Regions from separate parts of the Homo sapiens genome. Here region 1 is linked to region 2. A link is a loop called in an ENCODE intact Hi-C map of the cell type or tissue named here. Cell type or tissue: dorsolateral prefrontal cortex. All regions are shown on one strand. Each heading gives the region's core, and the rest is flanking DNA. Links, peaks and the distances in the headings are about the cores only. Region 1 overlaps PRKCE (protein kinase C epsilon). Region 2 overlaps PRKCE (protein kinase C epsilon).

Region 1 (15,388 bases), core at 3,760-11,759, 88 kb after region 2:
AACCCAAATGCCGTCAACTGCTGAATGGATAAATAAAATGTGAAATATCCATGGTTGAGCCATAAAAAGGAATGAAGCACTGACATGGATGACCCTTGATGATATTAAGCTAAGTCACCAATGTCAGATTCAAAAGACCACATATTGTATGATTGCACTCATATGAAATGTCCAGAACAGGGAAATCCATGGAGACAGAAAGTAGACTTGTGGTTGCACAGGGCTGGGGGTGGGGAATTGGAGAACAGGGGGTGGTCGCTAAAGAATAAGGAGTTACTTTTTGAGGTGATGAAAATGTTCTAAAACTGATGGTTTAGTACATATCTCTGAATATACTAAAACAATTGAGTTGTACACTTTACATGGGTGAATTTATGGTGTGGGATTTATCTCAAAGCTGTTTTTAAAGAAAGTCAACCAAATAATTGTTGTCCTACCCCCATACACATGCCTGTTGCTCCCCCATTTTCATAAAGCAAGCAGGCTCTCAGCTCATCCCTACATCGGTGAGCTGAAGCCATCAGAAGAGAGAGTAGCTCCCTCTGAGGACTCAAGGAAGTCTGGAAATGTCCCCTGCCCTAAAATGTTTATGAAATATTTTCACAAAATCGAAATAAACTGCTTAGGCACTGGTCTTCAATGAACTGAAGGAGACTGAAGAATAAGGGCCACATAAAGGTATCAGGGAGGTAGTCTTTTACACAGCCAAGCCCCTCGTAGAATTCCTAAAGTTCTTGGGAAGAGGAGACTTGTCCAGAGAAAAAGGCGTGTGGAGTTGGAACTGCCAGAATTCCTATAGCCTTTGAGGGAGATGGTGGCCAAAGATGATAGGAAATATAAATTGTTGTAAAAAAAACACATACGTAGATATAGTTAGCAGAGCCCTCTTAAAAGATGGGAGAAAATAACAATAGTTTACCTTTCATGAGCACTTGCGTGCCAGCTACTCTTTCTTAAGTTTTGCATGTATTAGCTTATTTGTTCCTCACAATGACCCAACAAGTTATGTACTATTATTGGCCCCATTTTCTAGCTTAGAAAGCTCAGTTACAGAGTCACTGGGTCACATGCTCAAGGTCCTAGCTGGTAAGTGGTAGAGCTGGGTAAACTGACAGGGTGACCAGAGCTCCAAGTCACTCCTTTCTGGCTGTGAGTGGCTGCTTCTGGTTGCTCCAGTGTTCTGATCTACCATGAGTTTTCCATGTGCCATTATACAACAAAGGCAAGGGAGGCTGGGTTGTGGCCCTTCTGCGAGACCTTTGAGGGGAGGAGTGTCATTTTGCTATTTCTTCCTGGTGTGATGCCTGCTGTCATACAGAAAGGACTCAATACATGTTTACTGCTTTAGAATGAATTAAGTTGGATGGATAATAAATGGAGGCAGTCAACTGATTTCTATATTGTTTTTGATATTTGGTTTAGTAGTGGAGATAGGATTATATTATCAATATATATCACATGTTCCCTCATATAGGGAAAATGAACTAAGGCTCAAATGAGATTACAGGTGGGCAGGCACTCTGAGATCACAAAAACAAGCCCTTTCTGCATAGGGGAATTCTTCCTCTATGGGACTATTTTCTTAAGGGCATCACTTGGTGTGAATGTGGTTCCTAATGAGCTGATACTCCTCTAGGAGGTCAAGTTGAAAGATCAAGTTGAAAGATAGTATGAGAGTGTCTCTGTTGACATTGGTTTGAGGTTATCTCTGACACTGGGGGATTGCTGTAGCCTGAGCTTTGTAAAATTCCATTAAATGGTAGTTTTACAAATTGCCATTAGCTTTCCTATCATATGCAGTGCTTAATGGAAAAGAGCTGGACTAGAGGCCCCAAAACTCTTTATACTGGCTGAGCTGCTAACCCACCAAGTGTTGTCTCCAAAGTCAAGCCCCCTTATACCCTCAGGGGGCAAAACATCTAGAGTTGGGGGACACAGGAGTCAGAAGCAACTGCTTCAGAGTTTCCATGGAGGGGGTCAACTGCCCTCCCTGGAATTGTAACCTGTGCCTCATTTTGAATTCTTCCTTTAACTTTTGGATGACCCGCCACCTGCTCTCTTCCTACTATCTTCATTAAACCCTTCCCCCCAGGCTGTCTCCACCCCAAGCCCATGTGGGCCCAATCTCTGCCCAGCAGCAACTGCCTGGGGTGCCGTCAGCTCAAGCTGCACTTACCATGAGGCAAGAGCAGCTCTTTAATAGAGACGTGTGAGCTGATCCTCTGGCTCGTGTTGCTAAGCAGCTGGCTTTTGGTTGCCTGGAGATTATCATGGAGTTGAGACCACACAGTGCAAACGGGTGTATCTTCCAGTGCTGGGATGTGCTTAAACGCCTAAGAACCATCACACCTTTCTCTTGCAGCTCTGATTTTATGTTAAATCCCTGTAACTTGAGGGTACATCCTTCACATATTAGTCATTGGAAATAATAAATGCACAAAAGATCATGTTTCGATATCCCTGGCTTTACAGGGCTTGACGATTATTTCCTCAAGATATAAGAGGAGAGAAAATACCACACACCTTCTGTAGAGCCAAATAAAGGAAAGAAACAGATACTGAACCCTTGTGCTTATAACAGAGGACAGGAAGACAGCACTTCTGAATTTTCCTTGGCGTGACTGTGTATCTGCATGGGGAGAAATAGAGGAGTAGGCCTTGCTGAGTGGAGAGCATTTCAGAAAGTTCTGATAGGAAGGACTATGGCACTAAAAGTCTTCTAGAAAATACAGAAATTGTAAGTCCCTGGGTCCCTGGTATTGTGACACATATACCTCTTCTTGAGTTTTGACAGCTTTCAGATAGGAGATGGGAGTGTGGAGTATGTAACCAGGCATTCTGCTAACAAGCGTTTGTGTGCCCAGAGCAGTGGCCATGTGGAGAAGCCATCAGCCAACTGCCTGAGGCTCACAGGGTAGGGTCTGAATTTCTTCCTACAAGGAAGAAATGCCAAGTGCGGTCAATAGTATGTATGACTTTGGCCTGAAATTGCCATTTGGAGACCAGCTTTGGAGGTAGAGCAGAGTCCAGGGACATCTCTAGTTTCTGTCAACCAGCCAGGTGTGTTTATCACCTCAGCTGTGCCCTCAGCCCTGTCTTAGGTGCTGCGGTGGATATAGAAGTCTAAGACACAAAGACACCCGTGAAGCAATGTGTGCAGGTTTGTGATTAAGTGCTGACTTGTGCAGCACAGACTTTGTGGTATAGGAGGGCAGAGCAGGGAACCATCCCTCAAGTTCAGGGGGTTGGGAAGGCTCCCTGGGGAGGGGGCTGGGATCACCTTGGAGGGTGGCTTTCTAGGAGCAGAGGGAAGGAGGGAGGAAACTCGAGCCAGGGAGAGCATGGAAAGCAAAGGTGAGGTGGTTGGAGTGATCTTGCCTTGTAATAGGAATGTGGAGAAACCACACTGGCCAGAGTGGAATGTTCTTGGGCGCAGCAGGAAGAAAGGTTGTTATTGGAAGTTTTGAGGAGAGAGGTGTACATTAATCGACATTTAACATGAGTTTGTTGTGTCCCTGGGCTCCTTGGAGATATTGAGAGGTGGAGAGGAGAAAAGAGCACTCCCTCCACAGGCCTTGATTTGCAGTCAACAAATGGACCCAACCCCTTTTCCCATCTTCTCCTGTGCCTTAAACCGTCAGGGACTTTCATGGGAACCTTTCCTTATGGGTGGGGAATGAGCAATGGAATTGGCTGTTCGTTCCTGTCCTGGCCATTTAGTTGCTGAGTAATTTGTTTTTTGATCTTTATAAGAATGGGAAAGAGACGTATTTTTGTTTGGGGAGAGGTATAACAAATATGTCCACTGCCAGGGAAATAAATCCTTGCGCCAATTTTGAGGCTTTCTTTACTGGGTAGACCAGTTGTTTTTGAATAGGAAAATGAAGGATGGAGGCAGAGGAGATGTTAAGGAAACAATGATTGTTGGGATGGGTGGAAAGGAAGCATTCTTCACTGTATGTTTGTGTTCTATGGAGGCAGGATAACAGAGAGGCTGGGAGTGCGGGCTCCCATGCCAGACTGAATCCAGACTCTGCCACTTCCTAGCAGTGGACCTTTAGGCTGGTTGTTTAACTCACCAGGAAAAATGACAGGACTCACTTCCCTACCCCATCAGGTTTTGTGATGGTTGAAAGGGGGTTACCACACATAAACATATGAAAAAGCACTTGGCAAATAATCTTCTTTCAGTAAGTGTTAGAGATGCTGCTGTTACATTACTGGCCTACACAGTGCTGAGAAAAAATATGTCTTTTCGTCTATACTTAGTGGCAGCAAAGAGTTGCATGGAAATTAATTCATGGGAGAAGTGAGGCTGAATGCAGGACTTGGATTGAGGGCAGAAACAATGGAAGGCATAGGTCAGTTACCAAAGCCAGGCCTGGGCTTGCAGGAAACAGCAGAGCTCTGAGTTCCTTGGTGCTCATCAGTGAGCAGGGACATGGACAGCTCTGAGTGCAGGGGACCAGCCTGCAGACATCAAGGGCTGCACAGCCAGAGTTCTTAATAGGTTCAGTGAGGGGAAACTGAGGTACCCTGGGCTGGGCAGGGTGTTTTAAAGGTATCCACTGTGGACATGGGTAGGCTTGCTAAGGTCTTAAAGTAGAAACAGAACTATCTGAAGCTTGATACTGGGCAGCCAGGACATGAGAACTGTTCTTGAGGATGTCCAGTTTCTCATTTCCAAGACTCGTACTAAGGGAGAGGGTGTTCCCCTTTCCTTTCCTAAAGGCCCTGTGGACAAGCATATTATCCTGATAACTCATTTCCCCTTTTCTCTCTAAGCATGCTGTATTTTTTATTTATTTATTTATTTTTGAGACAGTTTGCTCTTGTCACCCAGGATGGATTGCGATGGCATGATCTTGGCTCCCTGCAAACTCCACCTCCCAGATTCAAGCGATTCTCCTGCCTCAGCCTCCCGAGTAGCTGGGATTACAGGCACCACCACCACGCCCAGCTAACTTTTGTATCTTTAGTGGAGATGGGGTTTCACCATGTTGGCCAGGGTGGTCTCGAACTCCTGACCTCAGGTGATCCACCCGCCTCGGCCTCCCAAAGTGCTAGGATTACAGGCGTGAACCACCGCGCCCGGCCAAGCATGCTGCATTTTAATCATCAATTAGCATCAGTAAACATTTACTGTGTACCTAGGATACATCCATCCGAGTAGTGAACCCAAGGGAGAATTCTAGAGCATAAGCTCGGGGAGCTCACAAGCTGGCCAAGGATCACCTAGACTGAGCTGACTTCTATTAGGACTCTTCTAAGACCTGTGATGTTGATGACAGAAGGCTGCTTTCAATCATCGTGGGCTGGGCAAACTCTGGCAGGCTTCCAGCAACAGTGGGACTTGAGCTAGGACTCAAAGGTTTTGCATAAGCAGATAAAATATTGGGGTAGTCATTCCTGGCCCAGGCCAGGGATAACCTGAGGGTGCGATTCGGTGGGGGAGGCAAGGCTAACTTCAGTGGGTAGAATCAGGTTGGGAGAATTCAGTGGGGCTGAATATTCGAAGCCTCAGTGCCACCCACTTTGGCTTGGGAATTTCTAGAATATTGTGCCAGTTTTTTTCTACATCCCAGGAAATGGGGGACTTGCATCTCACAGACTTGTGAAGTATAAATAACTCAAATGTTGAGAAATGACAAAGTTGGCAAGCATGAATTTTCGGCCTGCTGCTCAGCGGCTGACTGCTGAGGCCTGCAATGATATGCAAGGGAACTTGGCTGGCTAATTTTGAATTTTCCTTTCTCCAGGGCCATGGCAAGAGGAATATGGGCAGAGGGGGGAATCAGTGCTTTGTTTCAGGGCAACTGCCATACATAACCACTGTCTTCAAATAAAAGCCTTTCACAAGTAGGTTTCCATTACACAGCAAGTCGAGGAGGAGCTGGTGAAATCAGTGAGTTAGGTGAGTCCCCCCCATCCTCAGGATCTTTTGTTATGGTGGTGGTGGTAATGGCGGTGATAGTGGTGATAAAGAGGAGGGGATGTTGCCCTTAACGTAGTACTGGCATATTACATAGCTCTTCCATACAGGTCATCTTATTTGATCCTAAAGCAAAACTGTGAGGTAGGCAGAGTATTCTCTCCAGTTGAAAGTCGGAGGCTGAGAAGGATTTGTAAGCCAGTGCTTTCTTTTTTTGTTTTGGTCATTACTAAATTACTGTGTTTCTTATTAACGAACATTTTGTGACATGGACAGCCGTGGCTAGAAGCATTCAGACAGAGGGGCTCCTGTGGGCCAGAGGCACCAAAAACGATTTCTGGAAATAGAATTTGAGCTTAGAGGTTTGGGCTGAAAAGTAGGACACAGGATAGTAGAAGTATAGAATGTGTGGTGTGTGCATGTGTGAGTGTGCACAAGACACAGGATGGTGAGAAGTATAGAATGTGTATATGAACATGTGTGAGTGTGGATAGGACACAGAATGGTGAGAAGTATAGAACCTGTATATGTGCATGTGTGAGCGTGCATGGGACACAGGATGGTGAGCACTATAGAATGTGTATACATGAACGTGTGAGTGTGCATGGGACACAGGATGGTGAGAATTATAGAATGTGCATATGTGCACATGTGAGCGTGCATGGGACAAGGATGGTGAGAAGTATAGAATGTGTATATGTGCATGCATGAGTGTGCACGGGACACAGGATGGTAAGAAGTATAGAATGTGTATAGTCCATGTGTGAGTGTGCATGGGGGGGGTGTTGTCAGAGAAGAGGGAGGTGAAATTGTAAAGATATAATTTGTGAATTAACAAATGTAGTTGGATTTTTGTGGTATTGGAACCTAGAGAAGGGAAGGAGACGAGTATTCATTGACATGCCTCAATGTGCCAGGCTCTGTGCTAAGCACTTTTATGTATATCATCTAATTTAATCATTGCAATCTTCCTATGAAGCAGGTATTATCTCCATTTTTGCAGCTGATAACTGATGTATAAACAGAAGAGGTACCTCCCTCCAGGTCTCATAGTAAAGCCACAGGCATCCAGGTCTGCCTGAGTCCAAGGGCCATAACTGCCTACCGTGCCCCAGGACCAAACCTCTGGGCCAGTCTGTACTGCTGATCCAGAGATTATGCAGCCTGGCATATTATTTGATTCTGCAGCCCAGGCTAAGGAGCATTAGAGAAAGGGAGGATTTCATCTCCAGAACTGTAAATCAGCAGGAAGTAAAATCTCTCGCATAGAGGCTGATACTCTCTCCTGCAGTGGATTTGAATATTTGTTTTCCCATTAAATAGATAAACACATAATTGCTAGCAGCTGATGTGTGCTGAGAAAAAAAAATACATCTTTATTTTTCCTTAGCTCTAGAAGAACTTTTCCACAGTGATTTCAAATAGTCTTTGAGATACCCAAGGCTTCGTGTAGATGTATGCCTTCCTAAGTGACTGTAGCCTTCACTCACGGAGGCAGGAGAGGGTGGGGGGGCCTGGGTGGTACTGGAGGACCCCAATGTACATAGACTTATCTTTGATGAGCCCAGGGCCGAGGAAGAGTATCTGGCTATTGTTTGTTCTTTTGGGCTCTAAGATAGTACCCCTAGCACTAAACTCCTTGACTTCAAGGATTCCCTTTCACCTCCCTCCAAGCTTTCCTAGGCTGTAGTTCTGTAAGAAACTGCTTCTAGTTGTTCTGTGTTGTGATCTATGGGAAGAGGTGGCTGAGTCCCAGTGACCTCTACAAATTTTGCTTGTGGTGTGTGACCATGGGTATAGTTCAGACTCAAAGCTATAATGCTTTACATTTGAATATAACTTTATACTTCTTTTTGAGATAGAATCTCCCTCTGTTCCCCAGGCTGGAGTGCAGTGGTGCCATCTCAACTCACTGCAACCTCCGCCTCGCGGGTTGAAGCAATTCTCATGCCTCAGCTTCCCGAGTAGCTGGGATTACAGGCACACACCACCATGCCCAGCTAATTTTTTGTATTTTTAGTAGAGATGGGGTTTCGTCATGTTGCCCAGACTGGTCTCCAACTTCTGAGCTCAGGCAATTCTGCCCGCCTCGGCTTCCCAAAGTGCTAGGATTACAGGCGTGAGCCACTGTGCCCGGCCCATAACTTTACACTTCTCTGGACGTACTGTTTCATTTTAGTCCTTCCACAACAATGTGTATAGAAGTAATGGTAGATATTTTTAACAGAAGGATGCCGAAGCGTCTTTGCTAGAATGGCAAGAATCGAGACAGAGATGAGGCTGGGACAAGCCTTCCTCAGTCCTTCTTCATGCTTTTTCCTGCCCCCCACTAATAGTGTGGATGGACTTTTTTTTTCCTAGAAAGGTCCGCAGCTCATGCATATAATGCATGCACATAATCCATGCACAACCAGAATTAGACTATTCTGCAGCTGATGGAGCACCTGGAGCCTTTTGTACCCCGAGGCTGGGAGTCTGGGGGCCCCTCTGTCAGCGCTGAGGTCCACCTGTCTGAGTTGTGCTTATTGTAGGCGGGAGCAGCCTTTTCCTATTAGCTGTGCCACAGTTCAATTTGGAATTGTGCGTTCTTTCTTCTTTCCCCTTTTAGAAGGGATGGATTTAGCCTTGGCATGCCAAATACAAACCCTCACTTCATCTCGAGAGCTCTCTTCCCATCCACCCCTCCTCTGGCAGGCTATTTACAGACTTGTCATGATCTGCTCGTCATCCTACCACGCGGGTCAATCTACCAGTGAAATGAAAGGAAAGAAAGGCCCCAAGCCAATGGATTTGGGCAGATGAGCCTTATATAACACGTGCTAAAAATATGCAGCTAATTGGAATGGAAAAGGGAAAAATGAGTTGTGCTTTAGTCTTAATCTGAGACACCAAAGAGCGATAGCGGAGCCGTTCCTCCCGGCGGAAGATGCCCATATATAAATAATTTTACTCTTGTGCGTACTCTCCATTTTGTGGCTTTTTAACCGTGTTTAATTCCCATTTATCCCCCCACGGGACTGAGTTCAGGCAGCAGAAACCGAGACTAAGGGAGCATGAAAGAAAAGATGCAGGAAACTGTTGCCCCTTCAGGGTAGAAGGAGGCAGTGTCTAGGTGGGTGGCTGGGTGTTAAGATGCTAATTAAGCTCCCACTCTTGATTTCTTCCAAAGCTAAAAACTTAGAGAACTCATATTATCAAAGGTTCTTATTGCCCTGGAAATTGGTTACCATTGGGAATTTTTGTAAGCATTGCAGGGATACTGTCTTCTTCCTGTTCCATCCCCATCTTCCCCCCACCCCCAGGACCTCATATAATTATCTCTAATCCTTCTCTTGCATCTTTCATGTGTTTCTCGTGTCTTCTTCCTGTACCTATGATATGCTCAATCCTCCCTTTTAGTGCCATATTGTGGGTGATTCATGTTTAGTGCCTGCATTTCCTGTAGAACATGAGCACCTCGAGGGCAGGGCCTTGCCCTAACCCACTGTCAAATTTCTCTAATGCCCAGCATAGTGCCTGGGCCAAGATGGCACCAAATATATGCTTATTGAGTAAATGAATCATTCAATGAATCAATGAATGGACAAACCAAAGGTCGTATATCATGGTTTTTGAAAAATATAGTGTGAGAAATGAACCCTGCTCTTATTATTCAAGTCTGATGTTGGTTTCCTTTGGCAGTCAGATGACGCCTCCATCCAGCTCAGTCACCTGATTACTGTTCTGTGCGACACCCCACAAATGAGGACATGAGAATTCTAAAGATAGCAGAAGAAGATGTCACAGACTGAATTAGAAATAGAGGAAGGCTAACTTTGGTGTTTGGAAAGCGCATGGATTAGAGTATCACAGGTTGATAAGTGATTAAGAGATGGCCTGGTACTACCTACCAGTTTAAAAATGAAGAAGGCCTAGGGAGTTCAGAAAACTTGACCAAAATTATATGATTAGCTAGTGGCAGATCCAAGAAAGTGCCTGGTGGCTCATGTTGGATGCTTAATAAATCTTACAAACATAAGGCATGTCTCCAGAATCTGGCCCTCTCCAGTCACCACTGTGCCTCCCACTGGTGGGGGAGGAAGCATTGCACATACACAGGCAACTCCAAGGAGGGCTGTGGGTGTCCACCTTCCAATTGGAATGCCTGTCCTTTGTCTGTGGAGGGCATGGCAGCTGCAGTTACTCATCATGAACTCTGCTGCCTCATGACTGGGAACAGAGCACCATCGCTTGCATGATTTATTGCACCTAGAATCCACTTAATGCCTCTGTTGTTTGTTTGACATTGCAGCCATACATTTGAGTCAGACTAAAGGGATTCCAGGTGTCAGATCAGGAAGGCTTGATGTGCAGTCCCCCTAAGAGTTGGCTTTAGGAAGTTTCGAGGAGATAAGAAGCTTGATGTGCAGTCCCCCTAAGAGTTGGCTTTAGGAAGGTTCGAGGAGATAAAAGCAGTCAGATTCTTCCTTGCTCAGGGTCAGATTGTATGCCGGGTTTAGGAGAAGGCAACTTACCCTAATGGCGTGCTGCTGTTGGGCACATAATTGTGTCCCTGATCCTTCATTTCCTCCTGTAATTTATTTCATCCTTATACCAACTCTGTAAGGTCACTACTGTCCCCATTTTCAGGTTGCAAAGCAGAGGCCAACAACATTACATGACTTGCCCAGGATCCATCATGCTTCAAAGTCTAAGCTCTTTGTTTAAGATTGCCTCTGGATTGATATTTTAGTATTTCTGTTAAGTCCTTGCACTCTGATAACACATTTAATTTATTGTTATGTAATTCTAGTATTATGGTGTATTGCTATTAAGCAAATGGTTTTGTGATTTATGACATGCCTGGCTTTGTGCTCAATGCTGTGATTTATGCTAGAGAAACCATCCCAGAGTTCCTGCTTTCAGGGAGCTTATAGTTAAGGTGAACATTCCTCAGACATTTAAATAACAAAACAAGGCTCCATGTGATTAGATGCCAGAATGAATGACATAGGTGGTAAATGCTCTAACAACACTTTCTGGTGTCATCAGTTCATTGACCTAAATTTTCCCCACTCCCTAAACAACCTCCTGATGGTAAATTACTCTAGTTGGAGCCACATGCATTCTTTTGCTTCACCGTTCCATTGGGGCTTAACTTCCCACCACTGCTGGTGTTCCAAATGTTCTATAATTGAATACTTTGTATGCAATGCTGCGTATGACTGATTCTGCCAACTTTTTCATTAAAGTAACATAGACACACAGAAAAATGCATGGCTAGTGAGTATACAGGTGACTGAATTTTTTTTTTTGAGAGAGAGTCTTGCTCTGCCACCCAGGCTGGAGTGCAGTGGCGCGATTTCGGCTCACTGCAGCCTTCGCCTCCCGGGTTGCAGCGATTCTCGTGCCTCAGCCTCCTCAATAGCTGGGACTACAGGCACCTGCTGCCACACTCAGCTAATTTTTGTATTTTTAATAGAGACAGGGTCTTACCATGAGACTGGCCAGGCCAGTCTCAAACTCCTGACCTCTGACCTCAGGTGACCCACCCGCCTCAGCCTCCCCAAGTGCTGGGATTACAGGCGTGAGCCACCACACCCGGCCACATACTGAATTTTTAAGATGCTGGGTGACCAGCATCCAGATGGAGAAAGAGAACATGGCCAGCCCCCTCCATCCTCTCTTCTGCTCACTACCCCTCACCCAACTTCTTGACTCTCAAGAACGTGGAATAGTTTTACTTGGTTTTGAACTCTACATGGATTTATACAGTGTATACTGTTGTGTCTGGTTTTTCATTCAACATTAGGTTTCTGAGATTCATCCATGTTTTTGCATGTAGTTTATTCATTTTCATTGCTGTAGACTAGTCCATTGTGGGAATATATCCGTTCTATAACTGATGGACATGCACTTGTTTCCAGTTTAGGGGTAGTATGAATAGTGCAGCTATGAACATTTTAGTTCATGTCTTCTGGTGAACAAATGTACACGCTGGCATTGAGTGCATACCTAGGAGTAGCATTGCTGAGTCATGGGTTGCAGCTGCTCAGCCTCAGTAGATACTGTCGGTGTTCCAGAATGACTGTACAAATTTACACACCCACCAACAGTCTGAGAGTTCCAGTTGCTTCACAACCCTGCCAAAACTTGGGATTATTCATCTCTTTTCCATATTTAGCTGTTCTGGTGGGTATGTTTTATTGTATCTTTTTTTGTGGTAAAATATACAAAACATTAAATTTACCATTTTAAGTGTATTGTTCAGTGGGATTTAGTGTGTTTATGTTACTGGACAACCATGACCACTATCCATCTCCAAAACCTTTTTCGTCTTTCCAAGTTGAAATTCCGTACCCACGAAACACTAACTCTCTACTCCCCCCAGCCCCGGGCAATCGTCATGCTACTTTGTCTCCATGAATTTTGACTACTCTGCATACTTCATATAAGTGGAATTGGGCAGTATTTCTTTTTATGACTGGCTTATTTCACCTAGCTCAATGTCTTCAAGGCTCATCCCATGTTGTAGCAAGTGTTAGAATTTCTTCTTAAGTCTGAATAGTATTCCATTATATCTATAATATATACCACATTCTGTTTATCCACCATTCTTTGATTTTATTCTGATTTTAATTTGCATTTCCCTGATGTCTTTGCATTGCTCTTGAGTGCCTTTTTATATGTGCATCATCTATTTGGGTATCCTCTCTTAGAAGTGCCTACACAAGTCTTTTGCCCATTTTTCTATTGGGTTGTCTGCTTTAAAAAAGATGATTTTTAGAAGGTCTTCATAGATATTGGATATGAGTCTCTGTTGAGTATATGAATTGCAAGTACCTTCTTGTCTGTGGCTTACCTTGTAGTTCCTTAAGAGGATCTTTTGATGAACAGAAGTCCCTGAGGAATGTATCAATTTATCAGTTATTTTCTTTATGGTTTGACCTTTTCGTATTCCATTCAAGAACAGGCTGCCTACCTGAATGTCTTAAGGATGTTCACCTATGACTTCTTCCAAAAGTTTTGTTTTACCTTTCACCTCATATGCCTGCTTTTTTTTTTTTTTTTTTTTTTTTTTTGAGACTGAGTCTCGCTCTGCCGCCCAGGCTGGAGTGCAGTGGCGCGATCTCGGCTCACTGCAAGCTCCACCTCCCGGGTTCACGCCATTCTCCTGCCTCAGCCTCCCGAGTAGCTGGGACTACAGGTGCCCACCACCAGGCACAGTTAATTTTTTTTTGTGTTTTTAGTGGAGACGGGGTTTCACCATATTAGCCAGGATGGTCTCGATCTCCTGACCTCGTGATCCGCCCGCCTCGGCCTCCCAAGGTGCTGGGATTACAGGCGTGAGCCACCGCACCCAGCATGCCTGCCTTTTTAACTGGGAGTGGTTATTTTGACCCTAGGGGAACTAGGCTGCTTATAGCACAATCATAAGATTTGGGCAGCACTGTAGTAAAATCATGTTAACTTGGTAACAGGGTCGGGGGACTAGTGGAAGCAAACATAAGTGCAGGTACTCCTGGCTTCAGGCATCATGTTTTTCTAAAGAGTTGCATGTGAATTTTATCCAGTGAATTTGTCCATATTATAAACACTGAGTCTGTGACTTTTCAGAGATTTCCACCAAAGTTCCAGAGGTAGTCTCCTAACTGACCTCTGCTGTCACCGACTTGCCAAATTAACTCTGTCTCCCATTCTCTCTGACACACGCTCAGGGCACACTTGAAAGCTCACAGCCATAGTGGAGCAGCTTATGCCGTACTCCCACTGTACACTTCTGTCCCCACCAGTAGTTGTGTGTTTATCAAAAGCCACTTGTATTTGTTCTTATTGTAATAAATAATTGTAATGAAATCTTATTTAAACTGAGATGAGTGTGAAAAAAAGTTTCTATTAAGACTAAGTTGAATGTGACGGAAAAAGCCAAAGATAAATTTCCTATAAAATTACTGTTGGCCAGGCATGGTCACTCATGCCTGTAATCCCAGCACTTTGGGAGGCTGAGGCGAGCAGGTCACTTGAGGTCAGGAGTTTGAGACCAGCCTGGTCAACATAGTAAAACCCCATCTCTACTAAAAATACAAAAATTAGCCAGACGTGGTGGCACATGCCTGTAATTCCAGCTACTTGGGAGGCTGAGGCGGGAAAATCACTTGAAGCCACAAGGCGGAGGCTGCAGTGAGCCGAGATCACACCACTGCAATCCAGCCTGGGTGATAAAGCGAGACTCTGCCTCAAAAAAAAAAAAAATTACTGCTAAATTGTGTGAGAAAAATAATAAAGCTCTAAAAAGATTCCAAATTCACATTACTTCACAAGTATCTTTAATTTTTGCTCCACTAGAAAGAAACCACAATTGGGCTGGGCATGGTGGCTCACACTTATAATCTGAATACTTTGGGAGGTTGAGGCAGTAGGATTGCTTGAGCCCAGGAGTCAAGACCAGCGTGGGCAACATGGAGAGACCATGTCTCTACAAAAAAAAAAAAAAAATTTAAATTAGCCAGGCATGGTGGCATGTGCCTGTAGTCCCAGCTACTTGTGAGGCTGAGGCAGGAGCATTGCTTGATCGTGGGAGGTTGAGGCTGCAGTGAGCCATGATCATACTACTGCACTCCAGCCTGGGCAGCAAAGCGAGACACTCACTCTCTCTCTCACACACACACACACACACACACACATAGAAAATGGAAATGGAAATCATAGATAATGTTTGTCTGTAAGAGATGATGAGGGGGACCATACCTTAAAGAAATTGGCCTTCTGTTATTGGCAAGTGAGTACATATATTTGTTTTTCAATATTTTCAGTTTGAATATTGTTAGTTAAAATACTTAAAGTACATACATCTTTTCTTTGCATGATTCTCTGCTTTACTGACTTTTTATTAAACAAACATTCTGCCATTCACCAAAGATAAGTGGGGCAGAAGAAAATAAACCCCCTCCTCTCAGAGCCGGCCTCAAGCTAAGAACTTTTGAAGTACTGTTTTAGCTAAAAAATATTAATACTTTAAAATTTGCATACTATACCATGTTTATAAACAAAAGTGTTTTTCTTTTCCAAGGTCTTCATATAAAATTGCAGCTTAGGGTTGGGCACGGTGGCTCACGCCTATAATCCCAGCACTTTGGGAGGCCAAGGCAGGTGGATCACTTGAGGCCAGGAGTTCCAGACTAGCCTGTCCATCATGGTGAAACCCCATCTCTACTAAAAATACAAAAATCAGCTGGGCATTGTGACGTGCCGGTAATCCCAGCTATTCAGGATGCTGAGGCAGAAGAATTGCTTGAACCCAGGAGGCAGAGGTTGCAGTGAGCCAAGATCATGCCACCGCACTCCAGCCCACACGACAAAGTGAGACTGTCTCAAAAAAAAAAAAAAAAATCGCAGCTTAGCTGAATTCTTGATAGAAGGTGGTGACTTAGATGCCTTCTCTTCTGGTTTGTCTGCTGTGTCTGTGTGCACCTGGAC
Region 2 (15,388 bases), core at 3,632-11,631:
AGAGTATTCAATAAAGGGTGCTTATGAGAGTTGTGATTATTAGTATTCATAACATAGTCTCTCTTTTGAAGAACTCAGAAAGATGGAAACAAATGATCGTGTCTTGGCTTTCAAAGGGAGTCAAGAACTGAATATCAGCCCGGTGTGGTGGCTCATGCCTGTAATCCCAGCACTTTGGGAGGCCGAGGTGGAAGGATCTCTTGAGGGCAGGAGTTCAAGACCAGCCTGGGCAACATGGCAAAAAAAAAAAAAAAGAAAAGAAAAGAAAGAAAAAATAACTGAATATTTTTTGTGAGCAGCCATTGATAAAAGTTCTATTAGGTTGTGATACTACAGGGACAGAAAATTTCCTGATATGAAGATAATTTTTCTGGTTACAAATTCCTGAGTTCCTGACCGAGCTTGCCTCTGTTTCACATGGATTCATTCAGTTCCACTTAGAGTCTTTATTGAATACCTATCTCAATCCCAGCCCTGAATCAAGAGCTGTGGAATCCTCAAAAGAAAGACATGGCTTAGCAGGAGAGGTGCTCACAGTCTAGGTGGGAAATAGCAATCATAATGACCTGGCAGCTAATATTTACAGGAAGTTGTGTGCCAGACAGTTTCAAGTGCTCCACCATCTCCTCGAATCCTCCCAACACTCTGAAGCAGGTCCTGCTGACATTCAACTTGTAAGATGAGGAAATCAAAATAAGCACCACAGAGCTTTAAACAGGCAGAACTGGGATTGGAACCCGGGTAGGCTAGCTTCAAAACCTTTACTTTCAATCTCTGAGATATATTGACTTAGTGTAAGAAATAGGAAATGTAAGATAAAGCACACACATTCAAATATACCTAGTGATAGGGACCATTGCAAATCAAAATGCAAAATGTGAAATGCAAAGTGCAGATCGGCAGTGGATTATCTGCTTCAGAATGCTTGGGTAGGTGGCTACATTTCTGCTATTAGTGCTCACCTACCTCTTCTTAGGATATACAGTCATGTACTGCCATTTCTCTCAAAGTAGACAGGCAGACTGTGCTGTGAGCAGATGATGCTCTGTACCCTTACACACTCTCCACATTAGTTTAGGCACTTTTGGATGTTTTCTCAGCTCAAGAAAGCATTTATGTATACATAGAGTTATTCGTTTTTAGCTACCTCTGTCATCAGAGGGAGCCAGCTCTCTGGGGCCATTTCTGAGCCTGCTAAAAAAGAGGAAGTAGGTGCTAACTTGAGCCTACTCCATTTGTGGTGTGTTGAGAGCTAAGATCTGTAACGTGGGCCTCTGGTCCAGCCAACAAGAGTTTCACAAGAAGATAATGGCTGCTGCTAACTTGGTTCCCAGTGACCTGGCTACGGGTGATGAGAATGCAGTGTTTCAGCCAGTTTTGAGGGGTGTTTATTTAAGGTGTGTCTGGCAACTGAAGCAAGCTGTAGTCTGGGGGATTGGAGATTATAAACAGCCAGTGCAGTGAAAAGGGACATTTTATTTTTTTAAATGGGTAGTAACTTAAATTTTTAACAAGTTAGCTCAGAACACAATTTTGTAAATGGGCGTAGAATAAAGAATAAGGCCTCCTTTCCTGATTTCTGGTTTGCTCCTCCTGTCATGTCCATCTCTTGAGTCAGCTCTTGCCTTTTGCTGATTAAGACTCCTTCTGGAGATAAGGACGTATGTGCAGATCACGTGTGCGCATGTGTGTATGTGTGTGTGTGTGTGTGTGTGTACACCCACATGCTCCCCCATTGTATTCACACAGCAACACAACATCATGAACTTACGGTGTGTTGCTTTATCCCCCCTCCACTTAATGTATCACAGAGCTAGTTCCCTATCAGTTGGTACATTTAGATCTTTTTCAGTCTTTTTTAGGACTCGCATGGTGATCTACCATATGATGTACCATAATTTATTTAAGCAGTCTCCTATTCATGGACATTTAGGTCATTAAGTTCATTAAAAGGCTTTCTATAACATTTGGTCTAATTATCTTGTTTTATATATGAGGAAGTTCAGATCCACAAACACACAGACAGATTTAAATAATTCAGCAGACTCTCAAACCTACATTTTGGATGTGTTTATCTTGCTATTATTGTATTTTGATCACAGGAGACAGGAGAAGGTGGCTCAGCTGTGTGCCTGTGAGTGTGTTTGCACACGTGGGTGGGTGTGTGAATGTGCACGCCTACACAGGTAGGTGTACATTATGTTGTTTCACAGATGTGCTGTTGAAAAACTCTGAATGAGTCCTTTTATTTTTAAAAATGGAATATGAAATTTTAAATGCTCCGAGGGTGGGAATAGGATTTGTTATTTAAAGGAAACTTGTGGAGGAATCCTTATGCGAAATAAATCGTTTTTTTCCATTTTTAAAAACTGCTTCATTGAGGTATAATTTACATACAATTAAGTGCATTCATTTTAAGTGTAGGCTTGATTTGTCCCACCCAATGTCTACATTCATGGAGCAGCCACCACAATCAGGATAGAGAAAACTCCCGTCACCCAGGACGTTCCCCTGTGTCTCCTGGCATTCACTGGCCACTTCCAGCTCCAGGGAATCACAGATGTGCTTTTTTGTTATTGTAGGTTTGTTTTGCCCGTTCTAGAACATCGTAGAAGTGGAATGCTATGGTATATACTCTTTAATGTTTGGCTTCTTTCACATAGCATCCATGTTGTTGCATGTATCGGTAGTATATTTGTTTTTTTTTTTTTTTTTAAGAGACAGGATCTCACCTAGGCTGGAGTGCAGTTGTGAAATCATAGCTCACTGCAGCCTCAAACTCCCAGGTTCAAGCCATTCTCCTGCCTCAGCCTCCCAAGTACCTGGGACTGTAGGCATGCACCACCATGCTCAGCTATTTTTTTTTCTTATTTTTTGTAGAGAGAAGGTCTCAGTATGTTGTACAGGCTGGTCTTGAACTCCTGGCTTGAAGCGATCCTCCTGCCTCAGCTTCCCAAAGTGTTGGGATTACAGGGGTGAGCCACCGTGCCCGGTCCTCATTCTTTTTTATTGCTAAGTAACATTCCATTACATGGATGTAGCATGGTTTGCTTATTCATTTACCTGTTGTTGGACATTTGGGACATTTCCAGTTTTGGGCTGTTAGGAATGAAGCTGCTGTGAACATTTCTGTATAGTAGATGGCTTCCCCAGTAAATCATCTCCACAACTCAGCGTACAGATCCAGTTTTTTAATATATTGAAGTAGTATAAGCTAAGGCCATGCATTCAATAAGCCAACATGTAGAAATCTGTATTGAATCCCTCCCATGTGCGGGACAGACAGGGTCCTGCTTTGCAGGGATGTACACTGAAGCCTGCATGTCTTTGCACTGCAGTGGAAGCTGTTTGAGAAAAACGATCTGCCCCTCCCCTTATTTTATGAAAGTAAGTGCTATTATAAGCCCATTAACAGAATAGAATCTTGAACATATTTGATTACATGTGTACTCTCTGCTTTTTGACCAGTCACTGCACACTACCAATAGAGCAAGTAGCAAATTTTACCCCAAATGAAGAGTCTTTAATTAGCTGCTAACTTCAAAATCAGCACCCCGCAGCTGCTGCTGAGTTGCTCATTGTATTGCCTCAATGCTTTCTGCTTTCCAAATGCAGAGCTGGGAGGACACCTGCTGCCTGAATGTCCCCTGCTCTGTCCAGCTGGCCTCTCCCATGCCAGGTGGGTCTGGGGATGGTAGTGTGCCTGCGGTGCCTCCAGGGGAGAGGGGGCATCAGTGAAGGGGTACAGGACTTGGGCAGTGGGCCCCCTGCTTTGGGAACCAGTCCCCCAGTCTTCTGTCCTGATGGTTCCCCGTCTGCCTCCTCCTTTCTCACTCTCCACCCTCCTCCAAGTAAAAAAGAAAAAGACACAGCAGTAGATTATCTAGGACCTTACTGGTGGAACAAGGGCAGTGCAAGCCTTCCCTTGTCCTTCTCATCCTTTCTGGATTCATCTTTTTCAGACCCTGTCCCTGTTGCCCTTTTGCCTCTCTCCACGCCTTTGTGCCTGACAGCAGATGGGAAGGGAAGTGAAACTCGAATTGGGCCTGTGTGACCTTTGTGGGCTGTCCCAAGGAAAGGTTTGCTTAGACATCTCAGGCAAAAGTTGAACCTATGGTTAGGAAGCTTGACTTTGTATATTAGACCTCCCTTCCCTTGAAGCCAATAACCCCCAACATGTAGGTGTACAGATAACCTGTGGATCACGGGGGGCTGACAGCAGCACATCAGCCAGCAGCCTGGAGATCAGCATAGGTGGAGTCCTCTTGATTTTGCTGTTGTGGTTGTCAGAACTCCTGCTGGGCAGGTGTGGTGTCGAGGAAGAAACATGAGACTGAGAAACAGGAGTTGAGGGAGCAAGTTCTTTTATTTTTTTAAGACGGAGTCTTGCTCTGTTGCCTAGGCTGGAGTGCAGTGGTGCGATCTTGCCTCACTGCAGCCTCCGCCTCCCAGGTTCAAGCGATTCTCCTGCCTCAGTCTCCAGAATAGCTGGGACTACAGGTGCATGCCTCCACACCCAGCTAATTTTTATATTTTTAGTAGAGACGGAGTTTCACCATACTGGCCAGGGTGGTGTCAAACTCCTCACCTCAAGTGGTCCACCTGCCTCAGTCTACTAAAGTGCTGGGATTATAGGCATGAGCCACCACGCCCAGTCTAGGGAGCACGTTCTGATTCTGCCAGTCCGGCTCCAGGGGTCTCATGCACAGACATAGGTGTGAATGGCACCTCCTGGGGTTGTGCAGCTGGTGTGATCTCACTAGCACACTGCATGATATAATGGCCACCTATCTTCCTTAACCCCAGCTTTCTCAGATTCTCAACAGCACTAATAATACTGTTACCACGCCTGTAATCCCAGCACTCTGTGAGGCTGAGGTGGGAGGAAGGTTTGGGCCCAGGAGTTTCAGGCTGCAGCCATGACGGCACCACTTCACTCCAGCCTGGGGCACAGAGCGAGACTCTGTCTCAAAAATTTTTTTTGAAAATAACAAAACTCGCTACCTTACAGATTAATTGTGAGAAATGAATAAATGAATGCGTATGAGGGGCTTTGTAAACGGCTGAGCACCACCCCAAAAAAGTCCCTAACTTTTGGCTTTTCTAAGATTGCCTTTTTAGGGCTTGATGTGGGTTGGGCTCTTCCCCATTGCCAAGTTCCTAATTCACATGAGAGGCACTCTCATTGCTGCCCAGACCTCCCCTCAGAGCACCATGGGGTGGTCAAGGTGTCTGAGGTATTGCTGTGCCTTCCAGGTCTGCCTGGGGAAGCCAGTGACACCTGAAAAGGGGAATGAGCCCACTCTGGGGACGGGAGGGTTGAAGGAAGGAGACTGCACCTCGGACTGGATTGTCAGAGGAGGCTCAGTTGGCCAGGCAGGGCTGGGGTTGTGAGCATGACTTGCAAGCTCTGTTGACCTCTCCTCTGTGCCCCAGGCTGACCTGGGTGAGAATTCTGGCTGAAAGCTCTCTAAGCCTGTTTTTTCATCAGAAAAGTAGAGAATATTGCTGTCTCACAGGAGATTAGATGAACTAATGCAGGTAAGGTGCCAACATGGCGTCAGAGGCACAGTAGGTGTCATTGCCCTTCTTTCATGAGTACCACACGTCCTCCCGATGCCCCCGAATACCCTGGGTATAGCCCTTCCTGCCCCGGGTTTCCCCCAGAAAGGGTGCATACAATACTCTTACCTTGGATTTTAAAGTACAATACTCTTACCTTAGTTAAAAAAAAATGTTTTCAGAGACAGGATCTCACTTGTCACCCAGACTGCAGTGCAGTGGCGCATTGCAGCCTGGATCTCCTGGGCTCAAGCAATCCTCCTGCCTCTGCCTCCCAAGTAGCTGGGACTACAGCTGCCTGCCACCACACCTGACCTTTAGCTCTTTATTTGATATTCACAACAACACTGTAAAGTCATCAAATGTCCTGGAATTACATGTAACAATACCAACTTTGTTGAGGAAAGTTTGTTATAGTAGAAATAACATTGGACTAAGAAGCAGAAGACTTGCCTTTTTCATGATAACTGCACCAATGATGACTATTTTATGCCGGTGCCTTTGCTAAGCACTGTGCATAGATTATCTCATTTAATCTCACAGCAGCCCCATTTCACTGACAAGCAGGCTGAGGCATACAGAGGGTAGCTGCTTGCTTCAGGCCACAAGGCCGCTAAGTTTGCTCTTACCCACCACGTGCAGAGTGTCTCCTGGGTGCTTAGTTAAAAAAAAAATTTTTTTTTTTAACTAAGGTAAGGTGCCAAGTGCTTTGCATGTATGTTTCATGGAATTTTCATGACAACCCATTTCACGGATGAAGAGGCTGAGAGGCTCAGGAAGAGTAAATAATTGCCTGAGGTCACTCAGCTGATAAAGGACAAAATGGATTCTGCCCTGATTTGACACCAAAGTCTGTGTTTGTCTCCCCCAGTTTGACTGCCTTGCTTCTGGCCCGTGCTGGAGGGGTAGCCAAGGCACCGTAGTGTGAAAGAGAATCATAGTCAAAGAAAATAGAAATAGTAGCTGGGAAGATGTGTTAAGTTGGGATATGAGGTCCAAGGAGGTTTGATAAATTAGGTTGCATCTGGGAGAACTGGGAGGAGCCTGGTGCAAAGAAGAGGCTCAGAACTAACCCTGGGAATGGCTGGGAGGAGGTAGCGAGTCTGCTTTTGTGTCACGCCAGCTGCCTGGTGCCAATGCAGACTGACAGCTTGCAGGGTTGTGCAGGGCTGGGCACTTACATTGCATCATTATCTGGACCATGTAATCGTGAGCAGAATTTATGATTAAACTAATTCAGCGGTGAAGTTGTGCCACACTCTTCACCATCTTTTATACTTGGTGACCCCTCCAGTCGTTGAAGACCCACCACCTTGGATGGATTCTCAGAGCTTCCTCGCTTGGCTAGCTGGGGCTTGGCTGGCGATCTGCGGCCATCTGCTCATGCTGCAAAGCTCTTTGTTGCTTTTGGCATGTTTAATAGCTTAATTTCTATTTTTCTGTTTGGAAATGCAGTTCACCAGCACGGAGGCTGCAGTGGGTGCTAAAATGCTTTCTGATTGCTATCTTGAATGTTAATATCCGAATACATTTTATCATAAATGACCTGTCCTCCCTGCCACGAGTTCTCACTCCCCTTTTGCAAAGATGGGCATGGTGCCTGCCTTTGGATAGGCCCCGAAGCCCATCTCATTCCTTTGCTCTCTCCCTCCCTGCTTTACACAGATAGCATTGTACTTTGCCAATAAAGTCCACAGTCGTGGGAAATCTTTGAGTTGGAGGATATGAGAAAGAGTTTCATTTTGCCGGCAGGGTTTAATAGGGATGATCTAATCTCTAAAAGGCATACATTATTTAAATTCCATGCTTTTAGGCAAGAGGGCCCCTGATATTTTTGACTTTTGTCAGGGAGAAGATTCTGGTTTGGCTCTATTCAGCAGAGCCGACTGTTGGTTTTCCTGTTTGTCATTCGCTGCAGGGGCTGGTGAGGGTCAGCACTAGTGGTGAGAATTCTGGAGAACATTTTCTTTACCCAGAAACTTAAAATCATGGACTCTTGGGGAGAAAGGAATGAGAAAAGGCAGCATGCGGAATTACCAGTTTGTTATTTGGTTCCCATCTGGATTTAAAACCGAAGATCCCAAACTCAGGTGAGCAGCTCCCCCGGGGTGCCCAGGGGGCAATGCAGGCCTGCTCGTGGCACTCCCTCACTCCTGTGCCGACGGAGCACCTCAGCTATCACCAGGGGCCTCTCCCACGAGGCACTGAAGAGTCTTGTGGGTGAAAATGAAATTTTGAGGGAAACCTTAAGCTCTCTCAACCATTAGAGGCTGAGTCAGGCAACAAGATGGGGTCAGGAGTGACTCTGGGAGCCTCCTGGATTGTGTGTGGGGTGAGACGTTGGGAGAGTTTGGAGAACACCATTCCAGCTGGTCGCTTTGTCTCATGGGGACATGTGGTGCTCATGGTATAGCTGCCTCATCTTTCCTCTACCCTTTTTCAAATGTCATTTTAGTAGAGATGACATGCCTGCCTTCCTTCCTGGGGACAGAGCCTTGGGAGGGTGAATGTTCCCAGAATAGACTCTGGAAGTTCTGAACACAGAGCCTTTTCCCACCTCCACGAGTGTGTGCTGGGTGTTTCCTAAGAGACAGTGAGCTACGAACTAGGGATGCAAATCTGGTTATCATACTTTCTGTCTATCAGGACAGAGAGGTAGATGGACAATGTATTACAACTTAATAGGAGCTGTATTAGTCAGTGTTCTCTAGAGGGACAGAATCAATAGGATATATGTATATATGAAGGGGAGTTTATTAGGAGAATTGACTCACACGATCACAAGGTGAAGTCCCACAATAGGCCGTCTGCACGCTGAGGAGCAAGGAAGCCAGTCCGTGTCCGAAAACCTGAAAAGTAGGAAAGCCGACAGGGCAGCCTTCAGTATGTGGCTGAAGGCCCAAGAGCCCCTGGCAAACCACTGGTGTAAGTCCAAGAGTCCAAAAGCTGAAAAACTTGGGGTCTGATGTTTGAGGGCAAAAAGCATCCAGCACAAGAGAAAGATGAAGGCTGGAAAACTCAGCAAGCCTAGTCTTTCAAACTTCTTCTGCCTGCTTTATTCTAGCCACGCTGGCAGCTGATTAGATGGTGCCCACCCAGATTGAGAATGGATCTGCCTCTCCCAGTCCACTGGCTCAAATATTAATCTCCTTTGGCAGCACCCTCACAGACACACCCAGTAACAATGCTTTGCATCCTTCAGTCCAATCAAGTTGACACTCAATATTAACCATCGCAGGAGCCATGAGTAAGATGTGTCTGGTGTATTGTGGGAACACAGATGAGGGGCTAATTAATTCTGACTGGGCATATCTGGATAGATTTCAGAGAGGAGGTGATAATTGACCTTGACTTTGAAGGAGGAGGAGATATCCACTAGACTGACTGTTCTGAAGTAATTCTTGCTAAATGCTTGCCTGCTCTTTGCTGGGGACAGTGAAAAAGGAAAAGGAGGGGGATAGTGGTTCCTGCCCTCAAGATATTCACAGCTTGTTGGGGAGAGAGCCTGGCACTATGAACCAATGAAAGCTCTGTGTAGACAGATGGGATTGTGGAGGCGGAGAGGCTAGCAGGGGGACTTGGTGATCCAGGGTTTCCAGAGTTACTACTCTCTTATAGAGAGAACACAGTTTCTGTAAGGATAGTTCAGTCCTTGCAAAGATGTCTTTAACTACAAGAGGCCCAGCCCTCTGGCTTTTGTCTCACCCAATTATTTCACCACCTTGTCTCTGTATATTATAAGTAGTTAGCTGGATTTGAGGTGGGGAGGGAGGAAGTGAGGGTGCCTGTGCTGTTTCTTACGCCTTGCATACCTTCCCTTCCCTCTTCCCTTCCGTCTTCTACACTGATTTCAGGTTCGTCAGATACTTTATCAGTTCTTCTCTGTCCTTCATCATTAAGCTGGATTCAGCATTGTTCCCCATTTTTTAACTCCACAATGAGATGATAAACGCCATAAAAGCAGGAGTAGTGTCTTCCTGCTTCTCTTATTTCCCCTGGGAGCAGTTTCTGTGGTATAAAGAACATGGGTTTCTCAAGACAGGCTTGGCATTGAATCTCAGCATTACCACTTACCTTGGAATTTGGGCACAATTTCCATATCTGTAAAATGGGATAACATAGGGCTTTCTCAACCTCAACATCATTGATGACATTTGGGGCTGAATGATTCTTTGTTGCGAGGGGTCATCCTGTGCACTGTAGAATGTTTAATGGTATCTCTGGCCTCCACCCACTAGCTGCCAGAAGCAGCACTCTCTCTCTCTCCAATCATGGCAAAACTGCCTCCAGATGTTTGCCAAGCATCCCCTGTGTAGCAAAATTGCCCCCAGTTGAGAACCACTGGGATGGTGCTACCTATGGGGTATGCATCAGTCCTCCCAGGTCTGCATCTCACCTAGCACTCAACACATTGTAGGTTGGTGAATTACATGGAGCTGTGTCTCTAGGTTTTAGCAGTTTGGGGTAGAAATGTTGTGGAACTCTTAGGTTGCCCACACAATGCACTAACAGAGTCACTGTCATTTTCTTAATTGCAGATTGATCTGGAGCCAGAAGGAAGAGTGTATGTGATCATCGATCTCTCAGGGTCGTCGGGTGAAGGTAGGAGAGCGTGACTTCTCATCCCTGTTTTCTTCCATTGGCCCTTTGCCTTCTGGGTCTCTTCTTTCCCCCCCTTGGCCGGAACACATTATAGTGACATTTAATTAATTGGCATCCTTTAAAGGAAAAGGTTATTTTGAAGATGCTTACGCCTGTGTACCAAAAGGGACCAGCCATCTGTTAACTTTGGTGGAGCAGAGGGAAGATTTTGGACTTACCAAGTGAGGCCAATAAAACGGGCGTTTTTGCACGCTGTGTGCAAGGCAGGCTTCAGTGGCAGGGCAGCCTCTCCCAGGAGGCTTGCGTGGGGTTTGTGTGTGTGTGGTGGGAAGGAAGTAAAACCAGTTGGTCTAACGGCATCCAGAAATGAAACGAATAAGGTGACAAACTTCAGAATCTTCTTTAGAGCTTTGATAGAAGTGGGACTTCTTTTACCAGTTCTTTACACAGACAAAAGCTCTGCTCTTAAAGAGAAATAATGGGGTGAGGGAACATCTGCTCCCCACTGACTGATTAGATGGCGTATTACACCCTCTTCCTCTTACACCCTCTTCTTTCAATCCTTTCTTTGCTCACTTAACTACACTTAAGACCTTTGAAGGGTTTGCTGGGTGTTGAGGACTGAGCAGTCAAGGGAAGAAGGGAAGCCTAGAAAATAAAACCTTATCCAAACAGGAACAAGGAGATAACAACCAACTTAAGCTCTAAGAAAGATTTGGAATTCGGACTGAAATGTAGTTATTGTGGCCTTCTTTTCTCTCCTACTCCTCCATCTGTGGGCAGGGGGACAGAACAGTTGGCTTTAATGCCATGGCAGGGATATTGGAAGACCATGTGTAGTTCCTCTTGGCAGTGAGAAACAAACAGTGTTTGGGGACTGTGTCCCAAAAGGAAAAATGGACACTCAGCTCTCTCAGCTCTCCTGCCTGGAACACTTGGGCCTTTCACAACATCTCCCCAGAATACTGGGGATCACAAGCTCAAAGTCACAATCCCACACACAGTCTCTAGTTTAAGGCTCAGTGATAGAAGGAAGGATTACATATTCAGTTAGTCAAATGATGTGCTTGACAGTGGTGCCTGATGATTTCCATTCAGCTAATTTATCACCCAATCTCAACAGGTATTCGGAAGAATTCAATAATTGTGTGTATATGGGGATTATAATAGAATTAGGCCCTCTTTTAATAGATCCCAATTATTTGGCATAGGTTTAAAACTTTAAACAGCCTTCCAAAATTGGTTGCTTACATTTCCTGCTCTTTATTGCAATTACATTTTGGCATTTCCAACTTCCCTTCTCTGCTCTCAGCTCTGAACTGCCCAGAATAGAACCTGTTGTAGAAGATTTGAGGATTTAACAATATTTCACATGAAATATTTAAGACCTACAAAAGGGCATAAAGACAAATTAAATGAGCACCAGTGTGCCCACCGCCCCAATTAAGAATTAGAGCAAGCAGTGAGGTGAAGCCTTGTCCTTGCTTTTAACATAGAAAGTGATCCAAATTCACCAGACTTGACTTAAGGTTTTGCAGTGTGGCCTCCTGATTCTAGACACTGGCGAAACATTTGATGGGCAAAATCAATCCCCTTTTTTCCTTACATAATCTGTGTGCAATATGATAATTAATTAAATATGTATTTCCTGTGCCAAGATGCTGAGCAACCAATGGGAGGCTGGGACTATTTTCTCTTTCTTTGAAAAGATAAATGACTTGCAAAATTATAGAAGACATCCTTTTTTACATTAGAGGGAAAGGAGATGGACAAATGAATGAATAAATAAATCAGAAGCAATTGATTTTTTTCTGCTTGCTTCTACAGCTTATTGCATGTGAATAGCCAAAGCAATTTTCACTGGGCTAAATTCTGAGTCTATTTTTTAAATCTCTTTCATCTAAAGAAAATAGAGTTTACTTTAGAAATGCTGACACATGCCAGAGTCTGAAAAGTGCTAGCATGTGTTGCTCTGAAGAAAAGAAGACATTTTTCTACTTTTTTTTTTTTTTTTTTAAATTGCTGTTCTTGGACTTGGGATCCTTTCTTTCGATGGTGGGTAGGACTTTCAATAATCCGTTCTGAGAAGCTGCTCTTGTTGTTTGTGTTATACACATCTGTTCTCCCAGTCCTGTTGCTGGGACTGTGAGGGTTCCTAGCCTGGAGGGGGTTTTGGAAGAGTTGAGAGGGCAAGGGGAGGCCCTAGAGAATGAGAAACCACAACATTTCATACCTAAACCACGTGAGATGGGTCTGGGGTGAAGCAAGTTGTCACAACCACCCTCCTGGATTTACAGACTGTGGACTAAGTATTTTTTTTTTTTTTTTTAGTGAAAATACCTAACTCTGCATTCTGTGAAAGGGAGAGAGTTGAAATGAGGCACAGCTGAAGTTTCACCACTCCATTATTCTGCCATCAAGCATCCCTTCAGCTCCCATCTCTCAAATGCTGCAGCCCCATCAATGGAAAAAAATACATTCATGGGAATTGCACAAAGTTTACAACACATGCAAATTCCAAGGAGCTCAGAGAGAGGTGTGGGGGTGAGATGGTGTGACTACACCCCCTTCTTCTAGGATGCGCCGAAGGATTCTTTTTCTTGCTCATATGCTGTTAGAAAGCCTGGGCGTTTACGTCTGCTGGAGCTGGAGCTAATGTGATTTCTAACTGTCTAATAAAATTCCACTGCTTGCATGTCCTGTGCAGTTCACTATAGTGGAATCTGGCCAGTGTGTGTTTTGGCTAAACCAGCCATCCTAACCCCAGATGTAAGGGGGTCAGGCTAGATGACAGTTAAGGTCATTTCCGGCCATGTGATTTTATCCTTTGGTACAATTTGAATAGACATCTGTCAGAGCTCGTGGCTGAGGGCTGGCTAATATGTACAGAAAAAAGGAGTTGCAAGAAATGGACTCGTTTGGTGCTAGGTATGGTGCTAGGCACTTTACCTACATTATACCAAGTAGCAAACCTGCTCAAAATGCTCTTATGGGAAGCTCCAGTCTCAGTCCATGTTTTACTTGCATCGTAAGTAATAATCACAGGGGGTTCTGGTAAGGGTGGCTCTCCAGGCTCTCCAGATGCTTAAATCAAAGCACAATTAGCCCAGGTAACAGAGGCATAAACAGCAATGTAATTCTCACCTGTGCAAATGATGGTTTCCTGCTGTGCCCATTTGTTAGTATTTCTTCCCTTCATATGATGTAATTTGCATATTATTTCTTATTCTTTCTAATAATGTGGCAATGCCCCATGATTCACAGGCTTACCGATGAGAGACGGTCGGCGCCTGACCTGGGGACTGATAGGTTCTTCTTCCCATGCCTTGCACCTAGGTGTCATGCTCACCTGGGAGAGTTCTTCAGCATCTAAACCAACAACAGCAATAACAAGTAGGCCCATTGGTATGTTTGGATCACCAAACTGTTTCTCCAACAAAATACAGAGGATACAAAGGAATAGGAATGATTTTTGCAACACGTACCTCACAAATGATGCAGATAAGTCAAGTTCTGGAGGGATTGCATATTGTGGAAGCAGAAGAGCAGGGAACAGGAGGCACCCTGTTTCTTTCTGCAGCCACAGGCTGAAAGGGGTCAGTCTTCTCTGTGGGACTCAACAGATAGAGGAGAAAGAGCACAGCCTTAGGAGTCCTTCAGACCTGGATTGAAATCCTGGCTCTAGTGTTTAGTAGCTTAGAGCCTCAGATTTCTCACCCACAACACAGGGATAATGGTTCCTATGGTAGGTGCTAGGCCAGGATTGTCATAAGAACAGTGCTTTGGTACAGTGCCCTCGCATGTAAGAGATGATCAGTAAATATCATGAAGCCTTGGAGACCTGAGGGCAGAGAGGTTGGCATAGCTCTACCCAGTGCCCTTGAAGAAGCATCTGGCAGGCTATTCAGGGAAACTGTTCAAGGACAGGTTTCTGACGCTGGGGTGGGACATGTTCACAAGGGCCAAGAACAGAGCCAGGTACCAAAGAGGCGACTTAACAGAGTAATCTATCTGGCAGGGACTGTGCGATTGCTTTCTGCACAGTTCAGGCCTTGCCTCAGTTTTGCCTATTGTCACTCCATTTATTCCTTATCCTCTCCCAAGTAAAGTAATTCCTGGAAGGACATTCTCTAGCATCCCTGAGCCACTCATTTGCATTCCGTGGCCCTTAATGCTAGAGGCTTCTCCTTGTCAGAGCCTGGGCTTGTCCCATCCCTGCTTAGTGTGGACCATAGCATGTGGTCCCCATCCTCTCACCAGCCCTTGGGTAAAAGGCCTTTAAATATTTGAAGACAGTTTTTCAATATCTCTTTTTTCAGGCTGAATCAATCAAATCCCTTAACCTTTCAGAAGGGATATTTTAGAAATCTTAACTCAACTTTGCAACCTCTTCTGGACTTTTTTCAAGTTGCACAGGCAGACGTGATCAAACCAGCTTCGCTTGGTTCTGAAATAATAACATGTGTGTAGAGCTCTTAGCTTTACCAAGTGCCCAGCAGTATTACCTCCATGTGGGAGATGGTGAAATTGAGAGGTCAGATGATGTGCTCCAGGCCAAAAGGTTGATTATGAGACCCTGCTGGGTCCAGACCCCAGGCCACAATCCAGGTCCTGCTTCCATTCATGGCCCCAGTAATGAGTTTGCCACATGGCAGTGATTCCCCACTCCACCCCTGGTTCGATCTTTTTATTTTAGTTCTCTTCTTCAGAAAGCTTTTTATAGAAATATAAAGCCAAAGTTCTTAGCTTTGAATCCAAAGGTGACCAGAGTCTCCTTCATAAATAAGCAGATCCCTTTTCCACTGTGTTAGAAATAAAAGCTCTTTTGGTCCGAGCTCAAGGTTGGATCCTTCTCAGGTTGTCTGTAATGTGGATCCATGGCTAAGTCTTGGTCTGAAACTAGACCTGACTCAAATCCCAGCAGGTTAATAATTCTTCCTACTGACCTGCCCTCCTTGCTAGAGATGTTAGTTTTGTATGTGAAGACTCTGAGTCCATAGCAGGCATTAGAGCAGTACCTCCAGGGCTGAAATCAAAGTGAAAGGGGTTTTTCTCTTGAAACTCTGTCTTAGCCAGTGGGCAGGATACATATCGACGGGTTCTCTCAGATTCAAGCCCCACTGGAGCTTCAATTCATAAGAATTTTACCTCTTTTCTTCTAAATTCTACGTTAATAATCCAATGTCTTCTAGTTAGTAGAAAATTAAAAAGAACCATTCATTCA

The links. Hi-C counts contacts between places; a loop is a spot of excess contacts. Peaks named below come from ENCODE experiments on the same cell type or tissue, not always from the same donor. Only the 100,000 strongest peaks of a DNase experiment are listed, where the experiment ranks them.
Region 1: it touches region 2 in a loop (4-fold over the local background); 10 of 110 quality-filtered maps call a loop at or near these places.

The regions. Positions count from the first base shown.
Region 1 is chr2:45,920,499-45,935,886 of GRCh38, forward strand. The region is part of intron 2 of PRKCE (protein kinase C epsilon); the gene reads left to right. Among named protein-coding and RNA genes, the nearest start is that of PRKCE-AS1, 250 kb to the left of the region's middle. In dorsolateral prefrontal cortex, for the core only: no CTCF peak of the experiment used is centred there; DNase peaks (open chromatin) are centred at 5,342 and 8,663; H3K4me3 peaks cover 862 bases; H3K27ac peaks cover 4,837 bases.
Region 2 is chr2:45,832,900-45,848,287 of GRCh38, forward strand. PRKCE (protein kinase C epsilon) reads left to right here. Exons shown (of 15, transcript NM_005400.3): 2 at 10,101-10,164. Among named protein-coding and RNA genes, the nearest start is that of PRKCE-AS1, 170 kb to the left of the region's middle. RefSeq lists enhancers at 992-1,141, 1,192-1,301, 3,171-3,696, 4,238-4,307 and a silencer at 7,873-7,992. In dorsolateral prefrontal cortex, for the core only: no CTCF peak of the experiment used is centred there; a DNase peak (open chromatin) is centred at 6,692; H3K4me3 peaks cover 1,413 bases; H3K27ac peaks cover 2,591 bases.